Regions from separate parts of the Homo sapiens genome. Here region 1 is linked to region 2. Evidence: read pairs that join two places in POLR2A ChIA-PET (ENCODE). Cell type or tissue: PC-9. All regions are shown on one strand. Each heading gives the region's core, and the rest is flanking DNA. Links, peaks and the distances in the headings are about the cores only. Region 1 overlaps KPNA6 (karyopherin subunit alpha 6). Region 2 overlaps KHDRBS1 (KH RNA binding domain containing, signal transduction associated 1).

Region 1 (15,637 bases), core at 6,609-11,608, 99 kb before region 2:
AGGCTGCAAGTGAGCTGTGTCTGCACCTCTGCACTCCTTTTGAGGCCCGATTATCCCTGTGAGACTAACAGAGTAGACAACAGATTTCTGAAGGCAGCACTATGAACTGCTGTCCCCTATTACCTGACACATAGCTTTTCATGACTGAGCCTGGGCTGTCCTGGACGCTAGCCTCTCCTTCAAGCACAGCTGACAGTGAAGCTGGGAGGAGAGCCATGCTGAGCTTCTTTAGTCACCATGGTGACAAGAAACTATCACAAATATTTGCTTATGACTTCACTGGGGAAGCAGACAAGGGAGGTTAGATTGGAAGGAGGAACATCTGCACAAGCACATCTGGAATCTCAGGGATCCAGCACGCCAGCGGCTTTTTCCATTATGTACTCCCTTACTTGCTGTGGATGAATTTTTTAAAATTCACAATACAAATAAACTTTTCTAGCATCTGGCTGTCCTAGACTGTCTTTGGGTTTTCTTAGTCAAGGAACTCTCTCAAAGTGAATAGGTCTCTGAAGTCACACCTTTCATTTCTAGGGAATGTCTAATGTTGCCATGCACTTTCTAAGCTTTTAAAACCAAAGAGCTAGCAATGATAATACAAAATAGGTAGGGGCCTTAAAATGGCTGAATCATGTCTGTTCCTAATTCATATTATGAAGTCCTAAACCCCAATACCTCAAAACGCGTCTATATTTGAAGATAGAGTCCTTAAAGAGGTAATTAAGGTAAATAAGGTTATTGGGGTAGGCCCTAATCCAGTAACTGGTGTCCTTAAAACAAGAGAGGGAGAACAGCATGTGAACATGAAGACAGCTATATAGAAGCCAACAACAAACGGCTGAGAATAAAACAACCCTTCTGACAACTTTTTTTTTTTTTTTTTTTTTTTTTTGAGACAGGGTCTCGCTCTGTCACCCAGGCAGGAATGCAGGGACACAATCTCAGCTCCCTGCAACCTCTGTCTCCGGGGTTCAAGCGATCCTCCTGCCTCAGCCTCCTGAGTAGCTGGGATTACAGGTGCGGGCCAGCACGCCTGGCTAATTTTTTGCATTTTTAGTAGAGACGGTCTCACCATGTTGAGGCTGGTCTCAAACTCCGTGATCCGCCCGCCTTGGCTTCCCAAAGTGCTGGGATTACAGGCATGAGCCACTGCACCTGACCTCTTCTGACAACTTGATCTCAGACTTCTAGCCTCCAGAACTGTGAGAAAATACATTTCTGTTGTTTAAACCACCCAGTCTGTGGTTCTTTGTTATGGTGGCCCTCGCAAACTAATATAGGCCCTAATTACCTAATCTAAATAAGGCACCGACTCCTGCCAGTGTCTGATATCAAATTCAAGTTAATTAAGCCTTGTCTTTAGACCTCGGCAAAGGCGACAATCGAAGTAAACTGCTTTCATGAGACACAAGGACACGCCTGTAATAAGAAAGGTTAAGATTCACTTAATAGGCCAGGCACGGTGGCTCATGTCTGTAACCCCAACACTTTGGGAGGCTGAGGCGGGTGGATCATCTGAGTTCAGGAGTTCAAGACCAGCCTGGCTAACATGGTGAAATCCTGTCTCTACAAAAATATAAAAATTAGCCAGGCATGATGGTGGGTGCCTGTAATCCCAGCCACTTGGGAGGCTGAGACAGAAGAATTGCTTGAACATGGGAGGCGGAGGTTGCAGTAAGCCAAGATCGCGCCACTGCACTCCAGCCTGGGTGACAGTGTGAGACTCCGTCTCAAAAAAAAAAAAAAAAAAAAAAAAAAAAAAAAAAAAAAAAGGATTAACTTAAAAAAAAAAAGCCCTAATGGATAAATGAAAAAACTGAGGCTCACTCAGGTCACACATTAGTGAGTAGCAAGATTGCCATAGTGCTCCATTTAATCACTGGTATGTTTAACATTTTGAGATTCATAAACATTTTAAACTCAGGCCAATTGACTGTTGAGCCTCCCCTCCACCACCATACCAGATTTTCATAGGAACTCACCTTCACAGTACAAGTTTTCCTTTTATTAATACAATGAATTCTCACCCTAGACCACAGATCCAACCAACCACAAACCTGAAGTACATGTATGGACTAACACCTACAACATCAGGATTAATTCCCCCAAAGCAAGTAAAGCCAGCCATGATGCTGGGATGTGATGGGTGAGAAGATAACCCACAATACACAAGTGATAGACACAATAATAAATCCAAAGATTTCACAGATGTTCTTCCAAATCTTACCTGGCCCAGTTTCTTACCAAAGATGCCATAAGAAAACATCAAAGATGGCTTAAATTTTGCTGTCTTCTTACTGGTCTACCTATTAGTTATTTACTGTAAATTAATATAAAGTTGATGACAAAATTTGGGTATTGTTGTAACTCTGCCAGCTAAAAACACACTGTAGGAACAGTTCTAGGAATCTCACCTGTGATTCCTTGTACTGAGAACCAGACACTTGTGAGTGCATTTTTTCATTCATTTTCCCTTAGCTACTGCCCCATTTCTCAGTTCTCAAGAATAGCCGAACTATTTTTTCTGTTTCCATTATAAACTGCTTAAACACTAAAAGTTTGATATAGTACAATATCTATAAATTATCCACTAAGATTCAATGATTTTTAACATCATATTAGTTTTATTCTATCAGATGTATATATAATATAGCTATATTTTTAACTGTACATTTGAAAATTGTAAATGTCATCACTTGGCACTTCGCCCAATTACTTTAGTATGTATCCCATAATAAGGACCTTCTTCTTTTTTTTTTCTCCTGAGACAGAGTCTCGCTCTGTTGCCCAGGCTGGAGTGCAGTGGCACCATCTCAGCTCACTGCAACCTCTGCCTCCTGGGTTCAAGCAATTCTTCTGCCTCAGCCTCCCAAATAGCTGGGATTACAGGTTCACACCACCATGCCCAGCTAATTTTTGTATTTTTTAGTAGAGATGGGGTTTCACCATGTTGGCCAGGCTTGTCTCGAACTCCTGACCTTGTGATCCGCCTGCCTCGGCCTCCCAAAGTGCTGGGATTACAGGCGTGAGCCAGGCCCAGGACCTTCTTCTTATATAACCACAACAGCATTTTCAAACCAAAGAAATTAACAAAATACCCAATATCTAGTTCATATTCAAATTTCTTAATTATTTCAACATATCCTTTATATCTGGGTTTTTCTCCCCAAATCCAGCCAAGGTTCACACATTGTATTTGTTATTTTAACATTTTATCATGGAAAATTTCAAATATACACAAAAGTAGACAAAACAGTAAATAAAATGAATCTCATACACTAACCATCCAGATTCAATGATCAACTAGCAGCCATTCATATCTATGCTTCTGCCTCTCCCAGATCCTTGAAGCAAATTCCTGACCTATCACTTCATCCACATTTCAGTATGTATCTGCAAACAACAAAGCCATTTTAAAAACTACAATATCATTATCCAACATCTGATCACTTTTAATCTATAATGTCCATCCTCCTCTCCCCCAACCCTTTTATTTGCTTGTGATACTTTCTGAAGAGACTAGGTCAGTTTTCTTATAGAACGCCTCACATTCTAGTTTTGTGTTATTAAACTCATACCCTTACCCCTTGTATTTCCTGTAAAATGGAAGTTAAGTCTAGGGGCTAGAATAGATTCAGGTTGAAAATAACTTTTGGTGTTGCTGGGTTATAGATGGAGAAAAAAACATATATATATAGTAATTGTTGGCCAAGAATATATATAGGTGATGCTGTGTGCTTCATACTGTTTCCTACTACATAGCCTTTGCACTTCCTGTTCTTTTTGCCTTCAACGCTTTTCCTTAGCTCTTGGAATTGCTGGGTCCTTCCCCATTACCCTAACCCAAAGTAAGTTACCCTATTTTTGTCAGAACACCTGTTTTCTTTCTTTCATTATACTAATTCCAATCCATCTGCTCTCCATAGGATGTTAAGTTCCACAAAGGCAGAGTTGTTGTATCCCCGGCATCTACAACAAATATTTGTCGAGTGAATCACCATTCAAATATTTATTATATACTCATCGAGCATATACGTTGTTCCAGACACAAGGCCTAGCCACAACAGCTATTTAATAAGTGTTTGCCAGATAGGTAAGTAAAGGAGTATATAGCAAAGAAACCTTCCTTGTGACTGGAGTGAAGCAGACCCTCCAAAAGCAGACTACAGAAGAATTTCTTACTAAAAACCCAGAAACCACGATTTCCTCCAGAATTCATGTGAAAATTAAACTAAAACCATCCATTATAAAAACTACAGGACACAAGACACAAATACCTCAGAAAAAGCCAGTTTAGACTGTTAAATCCAGTGACCCACTCAGTAGTCATTGCATTCAGCTTTCTAATTTGTCACTGATGATCACCTTTGCCTTCCTGAAACTCTATTCATGATTCTAGTAACACCATCCTCTCCCAATTTTTCTCTTAGCCTTCCAACCACTCTTCAAGTTTCTTACTGTGGTCATCTTCCAGAGCCAACCTCTCAATGTCAGTGTGTACCAAAATCCTACCTTTGGTCCTCTTCTCAGCAGGAGGAGCCCCCACTCCAAGCTCACGATCTCCCTTAGCTTCCACCTCCATTTTTTTTTTTTTTTTTTTTTTTGAGATGGAGTTTCGCTCTTGTTGCCCAGGCTGGAGTGCAATGGCGCGATCTCGGCTCACCGCAACCTCCGTCTCCCAGGTTCAAGTGATTCTCCTGCCTCAGCCTCCCAAGTAGCTGGGATTACAGGCATGTGCCACCACGCCCGGCTAATTTTGTATTTTTAGTAGAGATGGGGTTTCTCCATGTTGGTCAGGCTGGTCTCGACTCCTGATCTCAGATGATCCACCCGCCTTGGCCTCCCAAAGTGCTGGGTTGACAGTCATGAGCCACCGCGCCTGGCCAGCTTCCACCTCTACTTTTAAACCAAGTTTGAAATCCCTATTGTCAAAACATCTTGCCTACCAGCTATCTTCACCCAACTTTCTCTTTAAACCAGTTTCTGCTATCTTCCCTATTTTTTTTTTTTTTTGGACAGAGTTTCACTCTTGTCATCCAGGCTAGAGTGCAGTGGCACGATCTTGGCTCATCGCAACCTCTGCCTCCCGGGTTGATGCGATTCTCTTACCTCAGCCTCCCAAGTAGCTGGGATTACAGTTGCCCACCACCATGCCCAGCTAATTTTTGTATTTTTAGTAGAGATGGGGTTTCACCATGTTGGCCAGGCTGGTCTCGAACTCCTGACCTCAAGTGATCTGCCTGCCTCAGCCTCCAAATGTGCTGGGACTACAGGCGTGAGCCACTGTGCCTGGCCTATCTTCCCTATTTCGCAGTTAATGCCATCACCATTCACCTGGTCTTGGAGTCACCCATGAACATTCTCCTCCCCAATTCAGGAAACTGATTTTTATCTGTTACTCCAAATTGGCTCCTACTGACCACCTCCAATAAATTTTAGTTTACACCCTCATCACCTCTCACTTCTAGATTATTAAATCTTTGAGAACAAGAACTCTTTTACTTATCTTTGCGTCTATAGCAAAGTACACAGCATGCCCTCAAATGTTCCATCTAACATTTTAAACTTCAGTTTTCTAGAGAATCTGAAGTCGTTTACAATAAATTCAATGAAATATAAATAAAACAAGAATCTGGACTAGGAATATACAAATTTATATAGAAATTGGGGGAAGTAGCCAGGTGCAGTGGTTCACACTTGTAATCCTAGCACTTTGAGAGGCCAAGGTGGGAGGATCACCTGAGCCCAGGAGTTAGAGACCAGCCTGGGTAACCTAGCAAAACCGTCTCTGAAAAAAATTTCAAAAATTAGCCAGGTGTGGTGACACACACCTGTGGTCCCAGCAACTCGGGAGGCTGAGCTCGGAGGATTGCTTGAACGGAGCTTGAGACTACAGTGAGCCGTGCTGGTATCACAGTGCTCCAGCTTGGGTGACAGAGCAAGACCCTTTCTCAAAACAAACAAAAAAAAGTGGGGGAAGATGAATGCAGTAAACAGAACCCAAAGAACCACTTAATTATTAAAACAGAGTGGCATTTTGGCATGTCAGCTACCCGTCATCCAAAATAAAGTAAAATGAGCACTTACATAATTTTCATTGTCCTTGAAGAGAACACTCAAGTATATTTGGAAAGCAAAGTAATTCTTTTTTAATTGTTTTATTTTTGTTTTCTCCTCTACTACTCATTCAAGAAGGAAAGCAACGTATTTCTGAAACTTGGCTTCAAGAACGAATAATACCTAAGGCTTTAGGGTCTGCCCTTTAGGCTTTGATTTGAAAACCAGAAACGCTGGCAGTAATAGTGTATGATGTCTCTTCTAACCATATCTTCACTCCAAATGTAATGAATTGGGGAGGAATAAATGCGTAGAGAATCTCATTCTGCTTATTCCATATAACTTCCCACTTTATCAAACAGAATCCATAGGCTGAATCAGAATAGATTTAGATTATTAGTCTGATCTCTCCTCTGATACTCTGAATCATTGTTCTATTTCCCTGACCTATAACCTATGTCTGAGTACTACCAGTGATAATATATTATTACAAAAGCAACCCATTTCATTTCACACAGCTCTAATTACTAAGGTTTCCATCATTGTGAATGAGACCTACATATGACTAACTTACATGAGTCCCATTTGTTAGATTTGCTAGATCAGATTTTCAAGAGAAGCTAAAGGCAGGGCTCACATCTGTAATCCCAGCACTTTGGGAGTCCAAGGCGGACAGATCACCTCAGTTCAGGAGTTTGAGACCAGCCTGGTCAACATGGTAAAACCCTGTCTCTACTAAAAATACAAAAAAAATTAGCCATGTGTGGTGGCAGGCACTTATAATCCCAGCTACTTGGGAGGCTGAGGCAGGAGAATCACTTGAACCCAGGAGGTTTCAGTGAGCCAAGATCACGCCCTTGCACTCCAGCCTGGGCAACAAGAGTGAAACTCCATCTCAAAAAAAAAAAAGAGAGAAGCTAGAAATGTGGATTTTATATACAGCCAACTGTTTAATGTTTGTTTAATTTTTGAAAAACATATTAGTCCCTGTAAGACACATCTACTACAAGCCAAGTGTGGCCTACAGACTACTAGTTTGGAGCCTCTGGTTAAATTGTTAATACAAATTAAAGAGCATGTTAGAATTTTTAAGTGATCCTATCTCTTTGTGCAGACTTTTAAGTGTCCTGTTGGCAAAGAAGTCCTATTATTTTTATTTCCTTTGGTAATAGGTTTATTGAGATGTAATTCCTAAACCATACAATTCATACATTTTTAGTATATTTAGTATGATTTTTGGTGTATTTATAGAGCTGGGCAACCACTAGCACAATTTTAGAACATCTTCATCATCCTAAAAAAAAAAAAACCCCATAACTCTATGGCCAGGCATGGCAGCTAATGCCTGTAATTCCAGCACTTCGGGAGGCTGAGGCAGTCAGATCACTTGAGCCCAAGAGGTCAAGACTAGTCTGGGCAAAATAATTAGACCCTGCCTCTAAAAAAAAAAAAAAAAATGGCCAAGCATGGTGGCTCACACCTGTGATTCTAGCAATTTGGGAGGCTGAAGTGGGTGGATCACTTGAGGTCAGGAGTTCAAGACCAATCTGGGCAACATAATTAGACCCTGCCTCTAAAAAAAAAAAAAAAAATGGCCAAGCATGGTGGCTCACGCCTGTAATTCTAGCAATTTGGGAGGCCGAAGTAGGCAGATCACTTGAGGTCAGGAGTTTGAGACCAGCCTGGCCAACATGCCAAAACCCTGTCTCTACTAAAAATAAATTGGCCAGGCGCGGTGGCTCACACATGTAATCCCAGAACTTTGGGAGGCTGAGGGGGACAGATCACCTGAGGTCGGGAGTTCAAGACCAGGCTGACCAACACGGAGAAACCCCACCTCTACTAAAAATACAAAATTAGCCAGGCCTGGTGGTGCATGCCTGTAATCCCAGCTACTTGGGAGGCTGAAGCAGGAGAATCACTTGAACCCGCGAGGTGGAGGTTGCGGTGAGCTGAGATTGCGCCACTGCACTCCAGCCTGGGTGACAAGAGTGAAACTCTGTCTGTAAATAAATAAATAAGCCAGGAGTGGTAGCACGTGCCTGTAGTCCCAGCTACTCAGGAGGCTGAGGCAGGAAAATTGCTCGAACCTGGAAAGCAGAGGTTGTGGTGAGCTGAGATTGTGCCACTGCACTCCAGCCTGGGCAATAGAGCAAGACTCCATCTCGAAGGAAAAAAAAAAAAGTAAAAAAAAAATAAATAAAATTAAAAAAAAGAAACCCTATTACTCTTTAGCTGTCACCCCCAATGCTCACCCACCTAAGCTGTAAACAATCACTAAGGTACTTTCTATTTCTTACAGATTTGCCTGCTCTGGACATTTCATTTAAATAGAACCATACAATATGTGGTCTTTGACTGGCTTCTTTCACTTAGCATAATGATTTTGAGGTTCATCCATGTTTTAACATATATCAGTACATTCTTTTTATAGCACTTTTTTTTTTTTTTTTGAGACAGACTCTTGCTCTGTTGCCCAGGTTTGAGTGCAGTGGCATGGTCTCAGCTCACTGCAGCCTTTGCCTCCCGGGTTCTAGCGATTCTCCTGCCTCAGCCTCCCAGGTAGCTGAGATTATAGGCGTGCACCACATCTGGCTAATTTTTGTATTTTGAGTAGAGACGGGGTTTTGTTATGTTGCCCAGGCTGGTCTTGAACTCCTGGGCTCAAGTGATCTTCCTGCCTCAGCCTCCTAAAGTGCTAAGATCATAGGCTAAGTCACTGCAGGTTTAGTGGTAACAACCCCCCTAAGCTTTTGTTTATCTGGAAATATCTTAATTTCTCCCTCATTTTAGAAGGGCAGTTTTGTTAGATATAGAATTTTTTTTTTTTTTTTGAGACGAAGTGTTGTACTGTCACCAAGGCTGGAGCGCAATGGTGCAATCTCGGCTCACTGCAACCTCCGCCTCCTGGGTTCAAGCAATTCTCCTGCCTCGGCCTCCCCAGTAGCTGGGACTACAGGGGCCCACCACCCATTTTTTAAATACAAAAAAAAAAAAATTTTGTATTTTTAGTAGAGACGAGGTTTCACCATGTTGGCCAGGCTGGTCTCGAACTACTGACCTCAGGTGATCCACCCACTTCAGCCTCCCAAAGTGCCGGGATTACAGGCATGAGCCACCACGCCTGGCCTCAAGCAATTCTCTTCCTTCAGCCTCCGCAGTAGCTGGGATTACAGATGCCGGCTGCTGCACCTGGCTAATTTTTGTATTTTTAGTAGAGACGGGGTTTCACCACGTTTGCCAGGCTGGTCTCGAACTCCTGACCTCAAGTGATCCGCCTGCCTCGGCCTCCAAAGTGCTGGGATTACAGGGGTGAGCCACCACGCCCATGCTGCCTGGCCAGATATAGAATTCTTGCTTGACGGTTTTTCTTTCAGCACTTTGCTTTTTTGTTTTGTTTTGTTTTTGAGACAGGTTTTTGCTCTGTCATACAGGCTGGAATGCAGTAGTGCAATCAACTCCCTGCAGCCTAGACCTTGTGAGGCAATCTTCCTACCTCAGCCTCCCACACAGCTGGGACCACAGGCCCATGCCATCATGTCCAAGTAATTTTTTTTTTTTTTTTTTTTTTTTTGTAGAGACTAGGTCTTGTGATGTTGCCTAGGCTGGTTTTGAATTCCTTGGCTCAAGTGATCCTCTGGCCTTGGCCTCTCAAGGTGCTGGATTACAGGTATGAACCACTGCACCTGGCCTCTTTCAGCACTTTGTTATCCTACTGCTTTCTAACCTCCACAATTTTTTTTTTTTAAGACAAGGTCTTGCTCTGTCACCGAGGCTGCAGTGCAGTGGTGCAATCATGGCTCACTGCCGCCTCAACCTCCCAGACTCAAGCAATCCTCTTACCTCAGCCTCCTGAGTAGCTGGGACTACAGGTGTGTACCACCACACCCGGCTAATTTTCGTATTTTTTGTAGAGATGAGGTTTCAACATGTTTTCCAGGCTAGTCTCAAATTCCTGGGCTCAAGTGATCTGCCTGCCTTAGCCTCCCAGAGTGCTGGGATTACAGGTGTGAGACCCCGCACCCAGCCCTGCAACCACTTAAAAAAATACTCTGGGGCCAGGCACCGTGGCTCACATCTGTAATCCCAACACTTTTGGAGGCTGGGGCAGGTGGATCACCGGAGCCCAGGAGTTTGAGACCAGCCTGGGCAACAGAGTGGGACCCCATATGTATATATTTTTTCTTTGAGACGGAGTCTCGCTCTGTCGCCCAGGCTGGAGTGCAGTGGCGCCATCTTGGCTCACTGCAAGCTCCGCCTCCCAGGTTCACGCCATTCTCCTGTCCCAGCCTCCGGAGTAGCTGGGACTACAGGTGCCTGCCACCACGCCCGGCTAATTTTTTGTATTTTTAGTAGAGACGGGGTTTCACCGTGTTAGCCAGGATGGTCTCGATCTCCTGACCTTGTGATCTGCCCGCCTCGGCCTCCCAAAGTGCTGGGATTACAGGCTTGAGCCACCACGCTGGGCTGGGACCCCATATTTTTAAAATAAAATGGCTGCACTGACTGGAAATGGTGGCTCACGCCTGTGTTCCCACTTTGGGAGGTTGAGGCAGGCAGATCACTTGAGCCCAGGAGTTTGAGACCAGTCTGGGCAACATGGCAAAACCCCATTTCTATAAAAAATACAAAAAGCCAGACATGGGGGCATGTGCCTATAGTCCCAGCTACCTGGGAGGTGGGAGGATTGCCTGAGCCCTTGCGGTTGAGGCTGTAGTGAGCTGTGATCACACCACAGCACTCTAGCCTGGGCAACAGAGTGAGATACTGTCTCAAACAAAACAAAACAAAACACTTTAATGCTTTAAAAGACACCACTGGGCCGGGCATGGTGACTCATACCTGTAATCCCCGCACTTTGGGGAGCCAAGGCGGGCAGATCACCTGAGGTCAGGAGTTCAAGACCAGCCTGGACAACATGGTGAAACTCTGTCTCTACTAAAAATACAAATATTAGCCGGGTATGGTGGTGCATACCTGTAATCCCAGCTACTTGGGAGGCTGAGGCAGGAGAATTGCTTCTACCTGGAAAGCGGAGGTTGCAGTGAGCCGAGATTACGCCACTGCACTACAGCCTGGGCAACAGAGCAAGACTCCGTCTCAAAAAAAATAAAAAATAAATAAATAAATAAATATAAAAAATAAAAAGTAAATAAAAGACACCATCAAGAAAGTGAAAATGTATCCTCATTTGTATAGTATCCCTGCCTGTCACACAGGAGACCAGGCTGGATTCCCTGATAGGGAGACAGAAAATTAGAAGAAAAAAAGGTGGGGTGCAGTGGTCAAGCAATCTGCCTGACTTGTCCTCCCAAAGTGCTGGAATTATAGGTGTGGGCCACTGTACCTGGCCAAAAGTTTTAAATTTTAAGTATATATACACATACATATATATATATATACACACGCACACACAACTCCTTTGTTGTGTGTGTATATATATATACACATACATATATGTATATATGTATATATATGTGTGTGTATAGACTTAAGATTTAAATATATATACACATACATATATGTGTGTATGTATGTATGTGGTTGTATGTGTTTTCAGTGTCTTTTTAAATTTTTAAATCTTTTTTTACTTTAAAAAATAAAAGTAGAGACAGGGTCTCACTTTGTTGCCCAGGTTGGTCTTGAACTCCTGGGCTCAAGTGATCTTCCTGCCTTGGCCTCCCAAAGTGTTGGGATTACAGGCATGAGCCACCATGCCCAGCCTTTGGCATCTTATCTAACAAATCATTGCCTACTCCAAAGCCATGAAGATATACCCCTAAGATTTCTTCTTTTTGAGATGAAGTTTCGCTCTTGTCGCCCAGCGGGAGTGCAATGGCGCAATCTCGGCTCACTGCAACCTCCACCTTCCAGGTTCCAGTGATTCTCCTGCCTCGGCCTCCCGAGTAGCTGGGATTACAGACGCCCGCCACCAGGCCTGGCCAATTTCTGTATTTTTAGTAGAGACGGGGTTTCACCATGTTGGCCAGGCTGGTCTCGAATTGCTGACCTCAGGTGATCCATCCGCCTTGGCCTCCCAAAGTGCTGGGATTATGGGTGTGAACCACTGTGCCCGGCCCACTATTTTTTCTTATAGTAATTTTATGGTTTTAGTTCTTACATTTAGGTCTTTGATCCAGTGAGTTAATTTTTTGTGTATGATGTGAGGCAGGGGTCCAAATTAATTCTTCTGCATATGTTTATCTATTCTTTTTAGGCATTATATATAGCAATTAGCACATTAAGATAATAAAAATAAATCAATGATCCACATGAGCCCTTTCTTAATGAACTTCTTTGAGATGCCTGTGACTTTTTTTTTTTCTTTGAGATAGAGTCTCACTCTGTCGCCCAGGCTGGAGTGCAGTGGTGCCATCTTGGGGTTCAAGTGATTCACCCACCTCAGCCTCCTAAGCAGCTGGGACTACAGGCATGCACCACCATGCCCAGCTAATTTTTGTATTTTTAGTAGAGACAGGGTTTCACCATGTTGGCCAGGGCAGTCTCAAACTCCTGACCTCAAGTGATTTGCCCGTCTCGGCCTCCCAAAGTGCTGGGATTACAGGCATGAGACCCTGCGTCTGGCCTGAGATGCCTTCAATGTTAATGACTTTTGTGATTAAATCAACTTATCAAACCAACTGACTTGCAGTATACAAGTTCCTTTCCTGTGTCAAGTTACTTATTTTCCATGACCTGCTGGGAGAGGACCTCTGTAAGGCACCAAGGCAGGCAATGATCACAATGCTTTGCCAAGAAAGTCACATTTGTGTCCTCTCTACTAGCTGTGAAGCAGTCTTCTCAAGTTCAGTCTAGAATGCTTTTCAAAATCACTGGCCATGGTAAAAAAAAAAAAAAAAAAAAAAAATATTTATCTACTAAATCCAGACTAAAAACCAAGATATTATATTTGAAATATCTTTCAAATACCCCAAAGTCAATCTCTAATATCTGTAGAGGGAGGCATTCTCAGGCAAAATTCATATTTGACTGATAATTGATTTAGTAAGGATTTGATTATTAGCTTAGACTCACATAGAATTCTCATTTTAGAGGTAGGCAAACTGAGGCATAACTTGCAGAAGAACCAGCTAATAAGTGGGAGAGATTAAACCAGGTATTTCCATGACAGCCAATGTTTCCAGCACTACATATTCCTTATTTGACAGCATACCAACCACAAGAGGACTCCTTTGTTGTTTCCTGGAAGGAGTGTGCTCCCAGGAGTGTCAATGCTGCTTCTCAATTCCACCACGTTTGATTCAATCTCTCAATTGAGGTATGATCCAGTTCTTGCTGTGAACAAGGAATATAAGCCTGGGAAACATAGTGAGACCTCGTCTCTACTAAAAATAAAAATAAAAAATATTGGCTGTGCATGGTGGTGCACACTTGTAGTCCCAGCTACTTGGGAAGCTAAGGCAGGACGATCACTTGAGCCCGGGAGATCAAGGCTGCAGTGAGCTATGATGGCGCTACTGCACTCCAGCCTGGGTGACAGAGCGAGACCCTGTCTCCAAATAAAAACAAAACAACACAACAACAAAAAAAACACAAATATCAAATGATACAAATACTAATATGCAGAGAAACAAAATTATAGGGACTGGCAAGTAGTTAGGTAGTCATTTGAAGGCTGTCACCTCAAAGGAAAAACAAAAACAACCGCATTTGAATCAAACAGATTGCTTGAGCCCAGGAATTCAAGACCAGCCTGGGCAACATGGCGAAACCCCACCCCTACTAAAAAAAAATACAAAAATTAGCCAGGCATGGTGGTACATGCCTCCCAGCTACTAGGGAGACTGAGGTGGGAAGATGGCTTGAGCCTGGAAGGTAGGTAGAGGTTGCAGTAAGCTGACATCTCACACTGCACTCCAGCCTGGGCAACAGAGCTAGAGCCTGTCTCAAAAAAAAAAAAGAAAGAAAAAAAAGAGGAAGGAAGGAAGGAAGGGAGGGAGGGAGAGAGAGAGAGGGAGGGAAATATCTAGTATTGACAGAAGGTAGCTGTGCTGGATGGACCACCAACAGGCACATTGGAAGTGGTGTGGTACTGGTGAAAAGAGCTACAAAGACAGATCTAATTCTTAGTCTTGCTACTTAATAATTGTGCAACTTGGGTATTATTTATCTGTATCTTAATTTTCATACCCTTACCCAGACTATCTCAGAGTCACAGTGAAGACTGAATGAGAATATATACCCAAGTACTTTGTAAACAGTAAAATGCTATGCTGGTAAAGTGGGTTAGATTTGAAGATGGCTTTTCAAAATTCCTGAATTTCTCTCAGAGATTCATGACCAGGAAATGTTGCAAACGAGAAAACAGTTTGAAACAGATCTGGCAGCATGAGGCTCTCAGGGTGTTATGTGCAAGCCTGTCAGAAGTGCCAGTCACCACAACAATGGCAGAGGCTCTTCTTCTACTGGACAATTGGGTCAGTCCACAATGGGACCATAATAAGGCTGCTCATATTCTGGTAGCATCTTCACTGAACTGGGCTGAACAGTAATCACTCTAGGAAACAAAGCTAAATTTATAAACTAGGTGGTTTAGCTAAAGGCCACTGGGGGAAAACTATCTCCTGTACACATGACTATATATCCAAAGCTCAAGGTCTAAGGAAAAAAAAAATGTGTATATATATATGTGTGTGTGTGTGTATATATATATATATATATATATATATATATATATATATAAATACATATATAATATAAAAAATATATATATTCCTAGTTCTTCTAGTTTGCTAATCCTAATTCTCTCTTAGGATTTACTAGTTCTTTGGCCCTTGAGTGTATATATAAATATGTAAACACAATGCTCAGATCTACGGAAGGGAGGTAAGAGGTGGAGGGGAGACACAGGAGAAGACTGGGATAACTATAGTCCAAACAGTTTCTCCAAAAGAAATTTTCCAGCGATCTCATTTGAAATAGAATCAGGTGGCTCTTACCTTTCTAGGAACACTTCACTGCCACTACCACTAGGTACCACAAGGGACTAAAACGAATTAAAGTAGGAAAATGAAAGAGCTCAATTTCCATTTAAGCCAGCACAAAAATATTCACTGAATAGCTCCTAAGCACTTGCATTGTGTGTGTGTATGTGTGTGTGTTGCAGATAACCAAATGGTTATCTCCAATCTCAAACAGGCACTGTGTAATTGTTTCTACCTTCAGGAAGCTTTACAACTTAGTTTAGACTCACAGCTCTAAGAATACAAAAGATAATGAATGTAACTGTACAATGAGTTCAGAGAGTGAGAGTGAGAACTCTCTTTACTGAGTGGGTAAGGTCTGAAGTGGTCTTTGAAGGCTAGATGGTTAATATTTCTGAAGGGTTTGGGGCACAAGACCAGTTCAGTTAAAGAGGCATAAAAACAAAGGTCCACACAGCAAAATGCCTCTGAGATAGAATAGCAAAACGGCTGGTTACCTGGCCTCTATTCTGCAGTACCCTCCACCCACAACTCGTCTTCAGACAAAGAGGGTTCTGCATTGTCTGTCAGCTGAATTATAAAAATCCCTCTGATTAGCTCTTCCTTTTAGCTCTTAGCAACAATACAAGAAAGGG
Region 2 (15,637 bases), core at 5,228-10,227:
AGTTTCTTCTAATGTCTTGACACTTCCCCTGGTGTTCCTTGCTCTCTACTTGGCTTGGCCCTCTTGGGCAGCCTGGGCAATTTTTCAGTTTTGAGTGGAAGGACAGAAGGGAACAAATCTAAAAAGGCTGCCATTGACTCTGGAGTAATCTCCCACAACGAGGTTCTTCATAGACAAATGTGATCTGTACGCCAGTCCCCAAACCTGGAGATACCCAACACCTTGCTTGAGATAGTGAGGAACTCATTAATCTTAGTGAGTCTGCAATGGCCTTTCCTGTTCCCAAAACAATTTGGCAGGCACCCTCAGGTAAGGTGGGAAGACTTCTGGAAGTCTTTCAGATTGGAAGCAGGCAGCCAGCCCCACTTCCATGCAACAGCAAGTCACGTTTCCTTACGGAGAAGTGTCCTCTAGCTCCCTGGGAAAACCAAGCAAGGGCCACTTTCCATGGGGCCCTCCACCAGCAGAGCTGATACTGCTCTCTCTGGTAGAGGGATGTGCAATCAAATGTTGCACTGACAGCACTGTTTAAGATAATTCCAAGGCTGCATGCGGTGGCTCACGCCCGTAATCCCAGCACTTTGGGAGGCCAAGGCAGGCAGATCACAAGGTCAGGAGTTCGAGACCAGCCTGACCAACAGGGTGAAACCCCATCTCTACTAAAAATACAAAAATTAGCCAGGCGTGGTGGCGCATGCCTGTAATCCCAGCTACTCAGGAGGCTGAGGCAGGAGAAGTGCTTGAACCTGGGAGGCAGAGGTTGCAGTGAGCTGAGATTGTGCCACTCCACTCCAGCCTGGACAACAGAGCCAGACTCCATCTCAAAAAAAAAAAAAAAAAAAAAAAAGGATAATTCCTTATCTCCTTTCTTAAGTCAACAGGTGAGAGAAGCCAGAAGCCAGACAATGTGGTTCACATCCTCAAATGGTTCTCCTTTGTGACAGGGAAAAGCCTGAGGAATATGATCACATAATTCTAGAGGTGACCTCTTATGAAAATAAATTGCGTTAAATTTATTCTTCCCACACCTTACACACGCTAGTTCATCCCTGAAGTATTTTTCCAGCTGCCTGTATTCACAAGTATCTGCCTCCATCTCTATAGGCCTCAAACTCCTATACAGATCTAAAGTCACACAGAACCCTAATTATACCCCTAGTATAACACACATGTCCATCACTTTCCAAGTGGCTTCTGGGTATCAACAAGACAGTTTCTTTTTCTTTTTTTCCTGACGTATACAGATCATCCTGGACAGTTTATTTCTCTAATTCTGTTAATCAAAGCAGAGATCAGAACGGATTAACTGTGGCAACGTCGTATCAGGAGCACAAAGAGAAGCCTGCCTCTTTCAGTTTGGTCTTTTCTCCAGCAAAACAGAAATGCAATTTAGTCAAACACATACAGAGGCCCCACTGTACTGCCTCACTGATGGAGGGAAATACTTGGGTGCAATCACACACAGTGTTAGTGATTGGCAACTGTCCAGTGCTATTTCGCTAAAACTGGTAAAAACAGTTTCCTTGGGCAAGCAGCTGATTGGCTACTTCATACTGTGCTGAGTTGGGCTCAGCTTGTCTGTCTCTGGGAGGCCCTAAGGGGCTCCTCTTTTTCAGCTAGGGATAAGGGGAGACTGTCAACCAGTATCTTAGCGTGAACTGTCAATCGCTGAGCCCCTGCCAAGGACTCTCTGGAAGTCCCTCAGGTATGCTGAAAATACCTTATACTGAAAAGGTAGCTCTCGCTGCATCCACTGCCACATAGTATTCCCAGTGAGGCCTATTAACACAGGGCCATAACTGGCTCTTGAGGACACACTTGAGCGATGTGTTTTTAACCAAACCTCAGGGAAGGCAGCCTTGTCCTGCTGCTGTTGCAGCCTCCATAGCTCTCTTGGGATCAAGGACTGTGTTGATGTCTTCAAGCCAACAAGGAGCTTGGTGCCAGTACTGTCCTGAATTATTGGCTCTAGCCCCTACAGCCTCTAATCTGATTCTAATAGGCACTATTTTTTTTTTTTGAGACGGACTTTTGTTGCCCAGGCTGGAGTGCAATGGCACGGTCTCAGCTCGTTGCAACCTCCGCCTCCCAGGTTCAAGTGATTCTCATGCCTCAGCCTCCCAAGTAGCTGAGATTAAAGGCGCCCACCACCACACCTGGCTAATTTTTTTGTATTTTTAGTAGAGACAGGGTTTCACCATCTTGGCCAGGCTGGTCTCGAACTCCTGACCACAGGTGATCCGCCTGCCTCGGCCTCGCAAAGTGTTGGGATTACAGGCATGAGCCACCACGCCCGGCCCTAATAGGCACTATTCTTGCCCCGCAACCTGGTCTGGCTAGCTGCTTGCCATCTAGGTCCCTTTCAGCTGACATTTCCTTTACAATGACATTCTTTTCAATGAGATCTAAATTTTTTTTTTAATGAAATGGGGTAGATGAGTACAGTTGTGTACGATTAAGTTCTTGTTATCTACCAAAGTGGCCTAGATATCGGCAGCAAAGGCCCAGAAATACAACCCAGGTCTAGCTATTTCCCTGCCTAAAGTAGAAAAAAAATAACATTAGCTTATAAGTCTGCTGCTCCAACCAGGGCCAAGCTGGTCTTGAGCCCTTGTTTAAGACAAACACTACCCTTCCAAGAGTAACGATACCCCACCTCACTTTAGCAGTCCCTCTTTCTACCATGTACCGCAAAATTTAAGCAAGAGCAGAACTCTTACTGTCACATCTAGCAAAATCTTGGCCTTCTAAAGGTTTATCCGTAGGTGTGTTTGTCTGACTCTCAATACTTTAGTCACCAGCATTCTCCCAGGCACTTACTTGTACATTCTGCCCCACCACAGAGATAAAGACATACCATAAGCTTCATAAGAATCTTGAACCTCCCCATGTCCATAGTCATAATATTCTGAGTCCCTGAAAGCCAAAGGCAGAGTGTTAGGAAGCTACAGAGTAACTATGTTTCAACTTTCTCTCAAATACTTCCATAAGTCAGTCATTTTACTAAGTGTATTAATACAGGAAAATACTCATTCTGCCCCATCCCTAAACCGTAAAGTATTTCCAAAATATGTATAGACTATGTACTTATAAAATAATTGACAACTATTGCAAAGAAAAATGGATACCACAGAATATAAAGTGAAAAAGCACAATCCTAAATTGACCCTTTTAATATAGCATATATATACATGTATTCATAGGGCTCACCAGAAGGAAAAAAGAACTGTTTTATCACTGCTGTAGAATTCTGGAACTCTTTTTCAATCAATTCACAGGTAAGCTATATATATGGACACACAAGGAAATGGTCTTAAAGAGAAATGCAGAAAAGAACCTAAGTTATGGTAATGGAATTCAAGTTTCTTGTAAAATTTTATGGAGCTTTAATGTGGTTTTGATATTTTAAAATAATAAATCAAAATAACATAAAGGCATTTCTCCTTGTTTCCATGTAGTCACAGCTTGGAAATTTTTCATTTGTTACTCTCAGGTTCTAAATTATAATTTAAGGTTCACAGTTATCCAGATTTACAAATCCAAGTGTGTGCTTCACAGATGTCAAACGCAGAGGAAAGCATTGCATGGTGGCACGCACCTGTAACCCCAGCTACTAGAGAGAGCTAAAGTGGGAGGACTGCTTGAGCTCAAGAGTTCAAGACCAGTCAGGACTGTGGGGGTTGCAGAGGAGATACCCTCAAAAGGCGAACCATTCTGCTCCTTAGGGTTGTACTGTCTAAATCTCTCTGTTCCTCCAACTCCCTCCATCCATCCTCAGGACAAAAAACAGTGCTTATACTGCCTGACTCACCCTTGACTCTGGCTGTAATAGCCTTCGTAGCCTTCGTAACTTTGTTCTGCGTATGTATCATCATATCCCTAGAACAACAACAACAAAAAAATGAAATAAAAGATCAAAATCATAGAGAGTAGGAAAGGTAATTACATCCCATGGGAGTAAGTAGGCTTCTGAATTAAAAGGACATGACATTTCCCTCCAAAATGTTAATGCCTACTGTAGAATAGTCAAAAGAGAAAGGGTTACTAAACAAAGAAAACCCAAACAAATATGATATGCCACAGAAGAAGTGTGGGCAGGAAGTAAAGTACAAAATCGAGCTTTAGTATTATCAGTACTAGTAGTAAGAAATTCATTATAAAATACTACATTAAAGTACATTTTATTTCTTGTTTAATCTACAGGCGTATAGTAAAACCCTGCCTAAAATGGAAAAATCTTCTAATAGTTCAACATTCACTGCAAGAGAAGAGGGCAGATTGCAAATCTTACAGGCAGTCCATGACACCTACATAAAGGACCGAGGCCCTGTCATTCAACTTCCTTTAGCAGCCTTCTAGGTACTGGGAAATGGCACATTGTTCAAATTTCTTACATATTCTTCATATGTTTCTGGTGCAGGAGGTGGAGGCAAAGGTATCCTCTGGATGCCCGCTGTCCGTGCTCTTGGTGCTGGAGCACCCCTCACAGTAGGTGGGGGTGGCACGCCTCGAGTCACAGTGGCACCTCTGGTGATGGCTCCCCTTACTGGTGTACCACGTACCAAAGCCCCCCGAGGTGGTCCAACACCACGGCCCCTACAAAATGAAAGTTTATCTTAAATGGAGCTTTTTATAAACAGGCCACTTTTATGTTCTGATTTGTTTACAAATTCTGGAATTAGGCAGATTTTATGAAGCCTTAACTAGGCTATTATTAAAGCACAGAGGAATGTACAGGGTAAAGGACCCACACTGCAAGATCCCCCAGGTCCTATAGAGGACCAATTCATCACTGCACTGCCTTGGGTAGGTCTGGAGAGTCTGAATACTCTATAAAGGTCAGTCACAAAAGGTAGAATTTTAAAGTCAGACCATTAACAAATGCTAAGACTGTCCAAAATTAGAAGACCAAAAGTTTCAGCTAGACTGCAGCACTTGGCTATGGTCAAAGTGCCCAAGATCTAGAACTCTATTTTTTTTTTTTTTTGAAATGGAGTCTTGCTCTATCTCCCAGGCTGAAGTGCAGTGGCATGATCTCGGCTCACTGCAACTTCCGTCTCCTGGGTTCAAGCAATTCTCTTGCCCCAGCCTCCTGAGTAGTGTGGTGTATGCCACCACACCTGGATAATTTTTGTATTTTTAGTAGAGACAGGGTTTCACCATGTTGGCCAGGCTGGTCTCAAACTCCAAATGTCAGTTGATCCGCCTGCCTTAGCCTCCTAAAGTGCTGGGATTACAGGTGTGAGAGTATGGTTGTAGAATTCTGTTCTTTATGCAACATACAAATCCTGAGACCCTTCCTAAGCTAGACATAAGAGCACCACTAAAAGAGATGACACTAGTAGTCAAATTCACATCCTATTTCTGGGTGTCTCCATTATTTTTACCTGGGAACAGGTGGTGGAGGAGGTGCAGCTCCCCGGCCTCTCACTGGCACCCCACGTCCACGAGAGGGTTCAGGTACTCCATTCAAGTAGGACAGCTCTAGAAATTGCTCCTGACAGATATCATCCATCATATCCTGGGAACGAAAGATACAAGGAGTATTGTGTGGTATCTACACTTTCTACTGAGAAATCATCTGGTCCACGGGAGACTTGAATTCTAAGAAGAGCTCTTGAGAGCCCAGATGAGGTCTCAGGTCATTCCTTCTCTGAAGTCAAATGGCACCCTATCTGTCACCTCTTTGAGAAAAGTCTTGATGGTAGACCCCTCATTATTCATAATGTGGTCTCTGCCTAGCTCTCCGGATCACTTCCATTCTCTCTCTATATATAACCTACTCACAAGCCAGACTGAACAACTTGTAGTTCAGAGCCTGGCATACTCTTACATATCCATTCTTTGCAAATAGTTTCCTTTTCCTGGAATAATAAAAGCCACTACCATTAATGGAGCTGTATGCACTTGGCTCTATATAATAAGCTTTATATAGATTTTTCAGTTTAATCTTCAAAATGAGGGCCGGGTGCAGTGGCTCACGCCTGTAATCCCAGCACTTTGGGAGGCCGAGGCGGGCAGATCACGAGGTCAGGAGATCGAGACCACCCTGGCTAACACGGTGAAACGCTATCTCTACTAAAAATACAAAAAAATTAGCCGGGCGCGGCAGGCACCTGTAGTCCCAGCTACTCGGAAGGCTGAGGCAGGAGAATGGCGAGAACCCGGGAGGCGGAGCTTGCAGTGAGCCAAGATAGCGCCACTGCAGTCCGGCCTGGGCGAAAGAGAGAGACTCCATCTCAAAAAAAAAAAAAAAAAAAAAAAAAATCTTCAAAATGACCCTGAAATAAGTAGGCAGATCTCCACATTTTACAGTTAAGAAAACAGACTCAAGGAGTATACATCAACCAGCTTAAGAACACAGAGCTAATAAATGGCAGACTCTAGATGTGAATTCAGAATTACCTGTCTCAAAATCTAGGTGTTGGATCAACAGGCTTTTTTGTCCTTATACTGTCTTTTTTGTCCACCTGAGGGATTCTTAATTCATCCTTACAAGACTTGCCTAAATAAGTGTCTCTTGAAAAACTTTCTCTTGATGCCACCCCTACAACTCCTCTTTTCTCAAAGTACCACATAATTCCCTATACCCAAGCACTTACCACATAATTTTAGAATTGTCTGTCACTAAACTGTAAGCTCTTTAGGAGCCATTTTTGTAACTTTACACCCAAGCATAGTATCAGACATCTGACAGATACTTAAGAAATGTTTGGGACGAACAAGAAACCTGAAGCTCAGAAAAGTGAAATGATAACCTGTTCAGGAAGACACAGATAGACAGACATACATAGTCCAGTGCTCTTCCTACGGCACTGTGAAGCATTGCTGGTATAGTTAATTGTTCTAAGTGGAAAATGGAGGGCTCTGGTCACAGATGCAAAAATAGCCTCACTTTTCTTTCCTCCACAAGAGGGAAAAATCAAATGCCACTGGCAAATCTTTTCACACTTCCTATTGAGAGCCATTCAGTCTTAATACTTCATGCATTTTTATATATCCCAGGCGTATACAGCTTCAATAGATGATGCTAGTCTTTGATGCCCCCCTCAACTCTCTAGCTCCTCCTACCTTACACATTACCGCTGCTTGAGACTCACACCTTGGAGAATCAAGTAACCAATGCCAGACCATTGCTCAGACTCCTCCAACTGCCACATCAACACTGAGGAAACCCACATCTCCCCGGCAAGCATCTTTTTCAAAAGATTCACTTACAAGCAAGCCTCATAAACCTAACCCTTCTGAGGAATATGAGGGAGACTAACAATGAAGAGAGGAGATGGGCATTCCCTCTGCAGTCCTTTGGAAATTGAATGGCTTGGGTGATCAATAGAACACCCCAAAAAGAGTAAAAAGAATTTCCTTAAGATTATTAACCAGCTGTGTTTTTCTCTAGGATATGTTAAATGGTCTGTTTCATGTTGAACATTCTTTTTTTTTTTTTTTTGAGACAGAGCCTCACTCTGTCACCCAGGCCAGAGTGCAGTGGCGCAATCTCGGCTCACTGCAAGCTCCGCCTCCCGGGTTCATACCATTCTCCTGCCCCAGCCTCCCGATTAGCTGGGACTACAGGCGCCTGCCACCACGCCCAGCTAATTTTTTTTTTGAATTTTTAGTAGAGACGGGGTTTCACCATGTTAGCCAGGATGGCCTTGATCTCCTGACCTCGTGATCCACCCGCCTCGGCCTTCCAAAATGCTGGGATTACAGGTGTGAGCCACCGCGCCCTGCCTCATGTTGAACATTCTAATGAAGATGAGGTACTTGAAAGCAAAGCAGCTGCTAAGACATTTGAGACTGTTGGAATCCTTGGAGTTCAGCATTATGGGTACACAATGCCTAAAAACTTATTTATTTATTTTTTTTGGAGATGGAGTTTCACTCTTGTTGCCCAGGCTGGAGTCCAATGGTGCAATCTCAGCTTACCGCAACCTCTGCCTCCTGGGTTCAAGTGATTCTCCCGCCTCAGCCTCCCTAGTAGCTGGGATTACAGGCATGTGCCACCACGCCCGGCTAATTTTGTATTTTTAATAGACAGGGTTTCTCCATGTTGGTCAGGCTGGTCTCGAACTCCCGACCTCAGGTGATCTGCCCTCCTCGGCCTCCCAAATTGCTGGGATTACAGGCGTGAGCCACCGTGCCTGGCCCACACTGCCTATAAATTTTTGCCCTATCAATTTTCACATCATCTGACACCACATTTAGTTCTAATTCCCTCATTTAACATTCAAGAAAACCAAGGACTGTATCTTACCTCCTCCTAGTTTTCTGATGAACACATGACGCTTACTCAATTCTACTTAATAATATTCCAAATCCTTCATAAGTCTCCAGATTCATCCTTGTTATTAAATATTCAACAGTAGTATGTTAACTCTGACAACCACCAGGCCTTGCTAAAAGGCAAAAATAGTACCATTTCCTATTTATTCAAAGTAATATTCCAACCAAGTATTCAAAGGTGGTAACAAGCAAGATAGATAAACTGGCCTGTCCCATCTCTATCTAGTCCTCAGTAATAGTCTGAAAAAAGCTGCTCACCTATCTGTTAAACATCAATAGTCAACCTCTTCCAAACTAAACTCGTCCTCAGCAAACTCCTCCAGGAAAGAAATCCCTGAGTGTGCTCAGGTCAGAATTTAACCCAATAACACTAGATGCTATAAGCTTCTTGCTGCTAGTCTCTACTCTCTACAGCATGAACTTCTTGAGTGCAGAGACCCACCTTAGTCACTTTCCTAACACAATCTCCTTGTTCCACACTACTACCAAAATACTCAGCTAGGTGAAGACCCTGTTAAACCTTAGTTAACCAAATATCAGAATGCAGGCACACTGTGGACCCGAGATACTGACAAGATACCGGTACACAATGAAAACCACATTAGACAAGGAGGGATAGAGTGGCCTTGGAGCATAATGCTTTGAGAACTAGGTGCAAGTAACGAACTACCTAAGGAAAATGAACATAAGTGCAGAATTTGGTATACATACAGGTTATGCAGAGACCTTAGTTAAGAACCCCTACCTTCACAACAGTATAAGATCCCAGTTCTCTTTTGCTCAGAAGACACAGGATATGGATTTCCTTACCGGTACTAGAAATTTCTTGACTTCCTCCATGGCATGGGCCATAAGAGCATAAGCCTCACATGGGGGTCCAAAGACTTCAATGAAGACATGCAGATCCATATTCAAGTGGGCATATTTGGGGTCTCCACCTTTGCGCAGCTCTTCCTCCTATGGAAAAATGCAGAGAAATGTCACACCATGGACTAGGGAGAAAACACCACCTTTACCTCTAAGCCAAAGGAACAGCAAGAAATACCCCTAATGTCCATGAAAAACAGTAAAGTTAATTGGTATGAGCTGAGAAGAATTAAACAAAAAAAGAAAAAAGAAAAAAGAAAAACAGTAAAGTTTAAGAAAGTAAAACAAGCAGCCAGGCGCGGTGGCTCACGCCTATAATCCCAGGACTTTGGGAGACTGACGCGGGAGGATCACAAGGTCAGGAGTTCGAGACCAGTCTGACCAATGTGATGAAGCCCCGTCTCTACTAAAAATACAAAAATTAGCCGGGCATGGTGGCGCACGCCTGTAATCCCAGCTACTCAGGAGGCTGAGGCAGGAGAATTGCTTGAACCCGTGAGGTGGAGGTTGCAGTGAGCCACTGCACTCCAGCCTGGGCAATAGAGCAAGGCTCCCTCTCAAGAAAAAAAAAAAAAGTAAAACAAACTCTCAAGAACAGTAATTTGCACAGCCTGCTAAACTTGCACATGGTCTGCTGCTTACAGTTAATTGTTGTCTTAAATCCCTGAGATATCCATTGGAGCTCCTACTAAAAGCATAAAGAAGAAAAACTTAATTCTAGTCTATTCAGATAATAGCTGTTTGCCAAGCATTTGTTTTTAAATCACAGGTAGAGCTGTTAATCACCACGAGCTCTGCTTATCTGCTTATATGGTCTAGGGAGTGGTAGGGGAAGAAAGAAGTCAGGACAGAGGGAAGAAAAGCTCATGTAAATCTCATTAGTTAGAACACACTTCAGCCGTAACTATATGCATCTAGCAAGAAATGACCTGAGAAAACAAACATGTGTCCATTAGACTACATAAAAGGAGGGTTGAAAGAATTGGTTTTTGGACTGTAGCAGGAATATCTCATCAAATAAGGTGACCCCAGAAGGCTAAGACTATTCTGTTTTGGTGAGAAGTTTCTTGTCACAGAGTACACAGCGTACGCGGCTATGGCATGGGGAAAAAAAAGACGCATTAGATTCTGTAGTCAGGATTACTCATGGTTCCTTTTGGAATACATTCTTTTAGTGAGCCTCACATTCCAAACCGGCTATAAAACAAACCAACTAATCCTCAAACTCATCTGCTCTCACATTATTGTTCTCACTTTTCCAGGTTACAAAAAAGGGGGTGTGCTATTTGCATTTTAGCGTCTTTTGTCTGCTTTAGACTAAATTTTAGTATATTCAGTTCCCCTTTCAAGTTTTCACAGACAATCCTACCAATGCGCAACATGCTACTGCTGTTTCCATTACTACACAGTCAAAAAGTCCAAAAGAAAACTATCACCAGGGCACACCTAGGCTCTTCCAGGGTTGCCAAGCCAAGTAAATTAACTTGGTGTATAATCTCTTGCATCCAGTGCAAACTTAAAGGAGCCACATTCTGTACACATACAAAATTCTTGCCGCCTCTATAAGACATCCATACTGCATTCTGGGCAAGTAGAAGGCATTAGGATGTCCTCTTGCCTCACTAATGTGAGCTTACCTTGGCTTTGTCTCTCATTGAGCCCTTTCCCAATACAGAGATCTTTGCACCAGTCTCTTCCTGCAGTCTTTTGATTGTATTCCCTTGTGGTCCAAGAATCTTCCCCACAAAATTGAACTGACAGAAAATAGAGGATTTCTAAATATACATGCTACTATATAAAAACATTTCCACATAAATTACCTCACTTGATTTTAAACAACCCTGCAAAGGTAGAGTATTACCATTCCCATTTTACTGAAGGACACTGAAGCCATATTAATAAAGTGATTAGCTTAAGGTTATGAAACTAGAAAGTGGCAGTTCCTAGACCTGAATTTGGCTTTTCTGATGTATTCTGGTGCTCTTCCATAATACATTAAGACCTTTACTATTTTATTTTTTACTTTATTTTGAGACAGGCTCTCACTCTGTTGCCCAGGCCAAAGTGTAGTGACACAATCATGGCTCATCACAGCCTCAACTTTCTGGACTCAAGTGATCCTCCTGCCCCAGCCTCCAGAGTAGCTGGGTACAGGTGCACACCACAACACCAGGCTAATTTTTGTATTTTTTGTAGAGATGGGGTTTCGCTATGTTGCTCAGGCTGGTCTTGAACTCCTGGGCTCAAGCAATCTGCCTGCATCGGCCTCCCAAAGTGCTGGCATTACAGGCATGAGCCACTGTGCCTGGCCCAGCACTTAACATACATCAACATTTTTAAGGCAGTGACCTCAGAACAGAAGAGACTATATAGCACCCTTTGATAACACGCTGGATAAACTAAATGTAACTAAATGCTTTCCTAAAAAAAAAAAAAGGAAGAAAAAAAGCATTTACTTAAAAGTAAACTTTTAGTAAGAAAATAAAATTAACTTCAACCAATTGAGGATTCATATTATATTTCCTTTTATTTAGATTTCAGGTTAGTCTTTTGACAAAGAGCAACTCTTCAGGTTTTAATTTTTTTTTCTTTGAACTTGTAGCCTGAGCAATCATTTGAGAAAGAAACTTTTTGATAATAAAAAGATGATTATATTTCCTTCCTGGCTATAGCTATGTTATTAGTTAAGAACTTAGATATTTCAACTCTCAGTAACAGGTACTACAAGCATGAAAGAGAAGCTTCACAGGCTTAAGTTTCTAAAGCATCACAATCCCCAGGAGTCTTTATTATAGCCCATGACTCTCTCATAACTATAAAGATAACTCAAAGATCCAAAGCACTTTTTGCCTTACCTTGGGATACTGCTTGACAGGTATCAGCACTCGCTCTTTCAGTTTCATGTTCTTATGAGAAAATAAATCCAAGTAATTCTCCTCATCATCCTTTTTTGAGTCTCCTTTCTGAATCTTCTCAATTTCTGAATAGGAAAAACAATTTATTTTTGCCCTGGTAAATAAATGCAAATTTTGAAGTCTGCTTAAAGCAATAACATGGAATACCATATAGTGAAACCAAATAGTTCACACAAATGTGCCAATTTCAGAAAGAAACTAGCTGAAAGCACTAAAGCTATATGAAGTTGACTAGAAAGCCCAAAGCCTGCTTCTAATAAAAGAAGTGTACTCTTCCACCCTCACCTGAAGCCATGACAACAGAGACATTTAAATGTTTCTTAAATCAATTTAACAAAATTAATTGGGTGAGATGGGGGAAAGGAGAATAAAGAAACAAACAAAAAAATCAAAATCTGCATCAAGACAAAGTATAATCTTACCTTGAAAAAAACAAAAGTAAATAATCTAAATATACAATGGATAGTTCCATTAAAGTTCCACGGTGACATTAGTACTCTAGATACTAGTCCTTAAGAGTCTGAAAGACCTTATTCTTACTCTGCTACTCACTAGTCGTGTGACCTAAGTTAATAAAATACGTAGATATGCCTAATTAAGGCCAATTTTTCATAAAGTACTTAATATATCGTTACCGTTATCTAGCCCAAATTCAGCCAATGCCTAAATGATACAAAATGCACAAGGTACTTTTTTTTCTTTTTTGAAATGGAGTTTCGCTCTTTTTGTCCAGGTTGGAGTGCAATGGCATGATCTCGGCTCACTGCAACCTCTGCCTCCTGGGTTCAAGCAATTCTTCTGCCTCAGCCTCCCAAGTAGCTGGGATTACAGGTGTGTGCCACCATGCCCGGCTAATTTTGTATCTTTAGTAGAGAAGGGTTTTCTCCATGTTGGTCAGGCTGGTCTCGAACTCCCGACCTCAGGTGATCCGCCTGCCTCAGCCTCCCAAAGTGCTGGGATTACAGGCGTGAGCCACCGCGCCCAGCCACCAGGTACTTTTTAAAAAAACATTTTATTGAAGTATAACTGATATGTAAAAAGTTATACATAATTAATGTATACAATGATGAGTGTGGAGATAAGTATACACCCATGAAACCATCACCACCATCATGGGCACAGACATATCCATCATCACCTAAAAGTACTTTCAATTCGCGGGTTAAGACAGTTTCATTAGATAGAAACTTGGCATACAAAAAGATTTCCTACCATTAAGGAACTTCATTCATTGAGTGACTGCAAGTGTTTGAGTGCTTCCTATAGTATGGAGAGGCAGATGAAGGGAGGGCTATAATAGGTACAATCATTAACCACTATGGAGGACTTAATAAGAGCCAGACATCTGTCTTGCAAAGCACAGGAGATACAATAGAGCGAGTCAGACTGGTCTCTTGTCTTCACTGTTTATATACTGGAGTTCCCAGACTATAGAGGTGGCAATGAAGTAAAGTACTATAACAGGAGTTCTAATAGAGATGAGGGCAGAGTGCCCAAGGATGAGTAGCAACTGAAAGCTTATATGATCCACTGAGAGTAGTTAAAAAAAAAAAAAATAGGCCAGGTGCGGTGGCTCACGCTTGTAATCCCAGCACTTTGGGAGGCTGAGGCAGGAGGATCACAAGGTCTGGAAATCGAGACCATCCTGGCTAACACGGTGAAACCCCATCTCTACTAAAAATACAAAAAAAATTTAGCCGGGCGTGGCGGTGGGCACCTGTAGTCCCAGCTACTAGGGAGGCTGGGGCAGGAGAATGGCATGAACCCAGGAGGCAGAGCTTGCAGTGAGCCGAGATCGCGCCACTGCACTCCAGCCTGGGCGACAGAGCGAGACTCTGTCTCAAAAAAAAAAAAAAAAAAAAGTATATATAGTATATATATATACGTGTATATATATATACTCCCTAAAATCAGTGGAACATTCTAAATATCAGAGAATAGTCTGTAATAGAATATTACATAACATTCCCATCTTCTATAATTTTAAGGCGGGGGTTCTCAAACTTCTTCATGCATCACAATCACCTAGAAGAGGGCTTATTAAACTAGATTGCTGGGCTTCAAAGCCAGTCTGGGATTTGTGTTAGGAATTTGCATTTCCAACAAGTTCCCAGGTAATTCTGATATTGCTGGTCCAGGGACCATACTTTGAAAACCATTGGCTTGAAGTATAAAGACACCCTACCTCAAACACGTTCCACAAATCTATACCCTTAACAGTTTTTATTTATTAATTATTATTTTTTGAGACAAAGTCTCGCTCTGTCACCCAGGTTGGAGCGCAGTGGTGCAATCTCTGCTCACTGGAACCTCTGCTTCCCGGGTTCAAGCGATTCTCCTGCCTCAGCCTTCCGAGTAGCTGGAACTACAGGCATGCGCCACTATGCCCGGCTAATTTTTTTCCCTATTTTTAGTAGAGATGGGGTTTCACCATGTTGGCTGGGCTGGTCTCGAACTCCTGACTTCAGATGATCCACTCGCCTCGGCCTCCCAAAGTGCTGGGATTACAGATGTGAGCCACCGTACTGGCCTAACAGTTTTTAAAATAAATATTTAGAGAGGTGCAGCTGTGAAATATATAGACGAAGAAAAATAACTTTGACTCTGACATGCCTTAGAGAATTTAGAATTTCAGACTGAATGCTTGTTTGTTAAAAAGCCTAATTTCAGATGCTATACTATACCATGAACTAATAGACACATACTTCCTGGTTTTCTGACAATTAAAATTGCTGATGAATTGTAAATATCCTTAATTAAAAACCTTTACTCCTATGAGAAGAACTGTAAATGACAGTGCTCTTCACAATCCTGTTTCAGTGCTTGGAATAGAAAACAAATTTGACCTTACAGTTAACAGAGTAATGCTTCATTCAACAGTCTACTTGTGAGGGTAATCCTAACCCTAACCCTTACTGTTTGGTGGCAGATCCTGACCTCTACTTCTTTTCCCCTACTGCTAATATACTTTTTCTGATCAATCTTTTTGAGCCTACTGTACCTGACTACACCACTTTCTAAGTTCTCAGACTGGAAAACTTAGTTATTCAATCCTCAAAGTCCTAGAAGAACAAAGATGCCATAATTCTGATCTGAGAACATCACCAAGGAGCTTTTAATAATGTGGAACAGGCCAGGAGAGGTGGCTCATGCCTGTAATCCCAGCACGTTGGGAGGCCAAGGTGGGCAAATCACCTGAGGTCAGGAGTTCGAGACCAGCCTGGCCAACGTGGTGAAACTCCATCTCTACTAAAAAAATATATACATAGACCGGGCGCGTTGGCTCACGCCTGTAATCCCAGCAGTTTGGGAGGCTGAGGTGGGCGGATCACCTGAGGTCAAAAATTCGAGACCAGCTTGGTCAACATGGGGAAACCCCGTCTCTACTAAAAATATAAAAATTAGCCAGGCGTGGTGGTGTGCACCTGTAATCCCAGCTACCGAGGAGGCTGAGGGAGGAGAATCGCTGGAACCCGGGAGGCAGAGGCTGCAGTGAGCTCAGATTGCGCCACTGCACTCCAGCTTGGGCGATAGGGCAAGACTCCATCACAACAACAAAAAAGAATGTG

What was found. ChIA-PET counts read pairs that join two places held together with the same protein. Peaks named below come from ENCODE experiments on the same cell type or tissue, not always from the same donor. Only the 100,000 strongest peaks of a DNase experiment are listed, where the experiment ranks them.
Region 1: POLR2A ChIA-PET joins it to region 2 with 5 read pairs; 4 of 35 experiments call an interaction of 5 or more read pairs at or near these places.

Annotation. Positions count from the first base shown.
Region 1 is chr1:32,127,511-32,143,147 of GRCh38, reverse strand. The region is part of intron 1 of KPNA6 (karyopherin subunit alpha 6); the gene reads right to left. Among named protein-coding and RNA genes, the nearest start is that of KPNA6, 27 kb to the right of the region's middle. In PC-9, for the core only: a CTCF peak has its summit at 9,486; a DNase peak (open chromatin) is centred at 9,527; H3K27ac peaks cover 2,195 bases.
Region 2 is chr1:32,026,794-32,042,430 of GRCh38, reverse strand. KHDRBS1 (KH RNA binding domain containing, signal transduction associated 1) reads right to left here. Exons shown (of 9, transcript NM_006559.3): 2 at 12,009-12,133; 3 at 10,791-10,907; 4 at 9,097-9,243; 5 at 5,388-5,521; 6 at 4,395-4,596; 7 at 3,812-3,879; 8 at 2,858-2,916. Among named protein-coding and RNA genes, the nearest start is that of KHDRBS1, 21 kb to the right of the region's middle. In PC-9, for the core only: no CTCF peak of the experiment used is centred there; no DNase peak of the experiment used is centred there.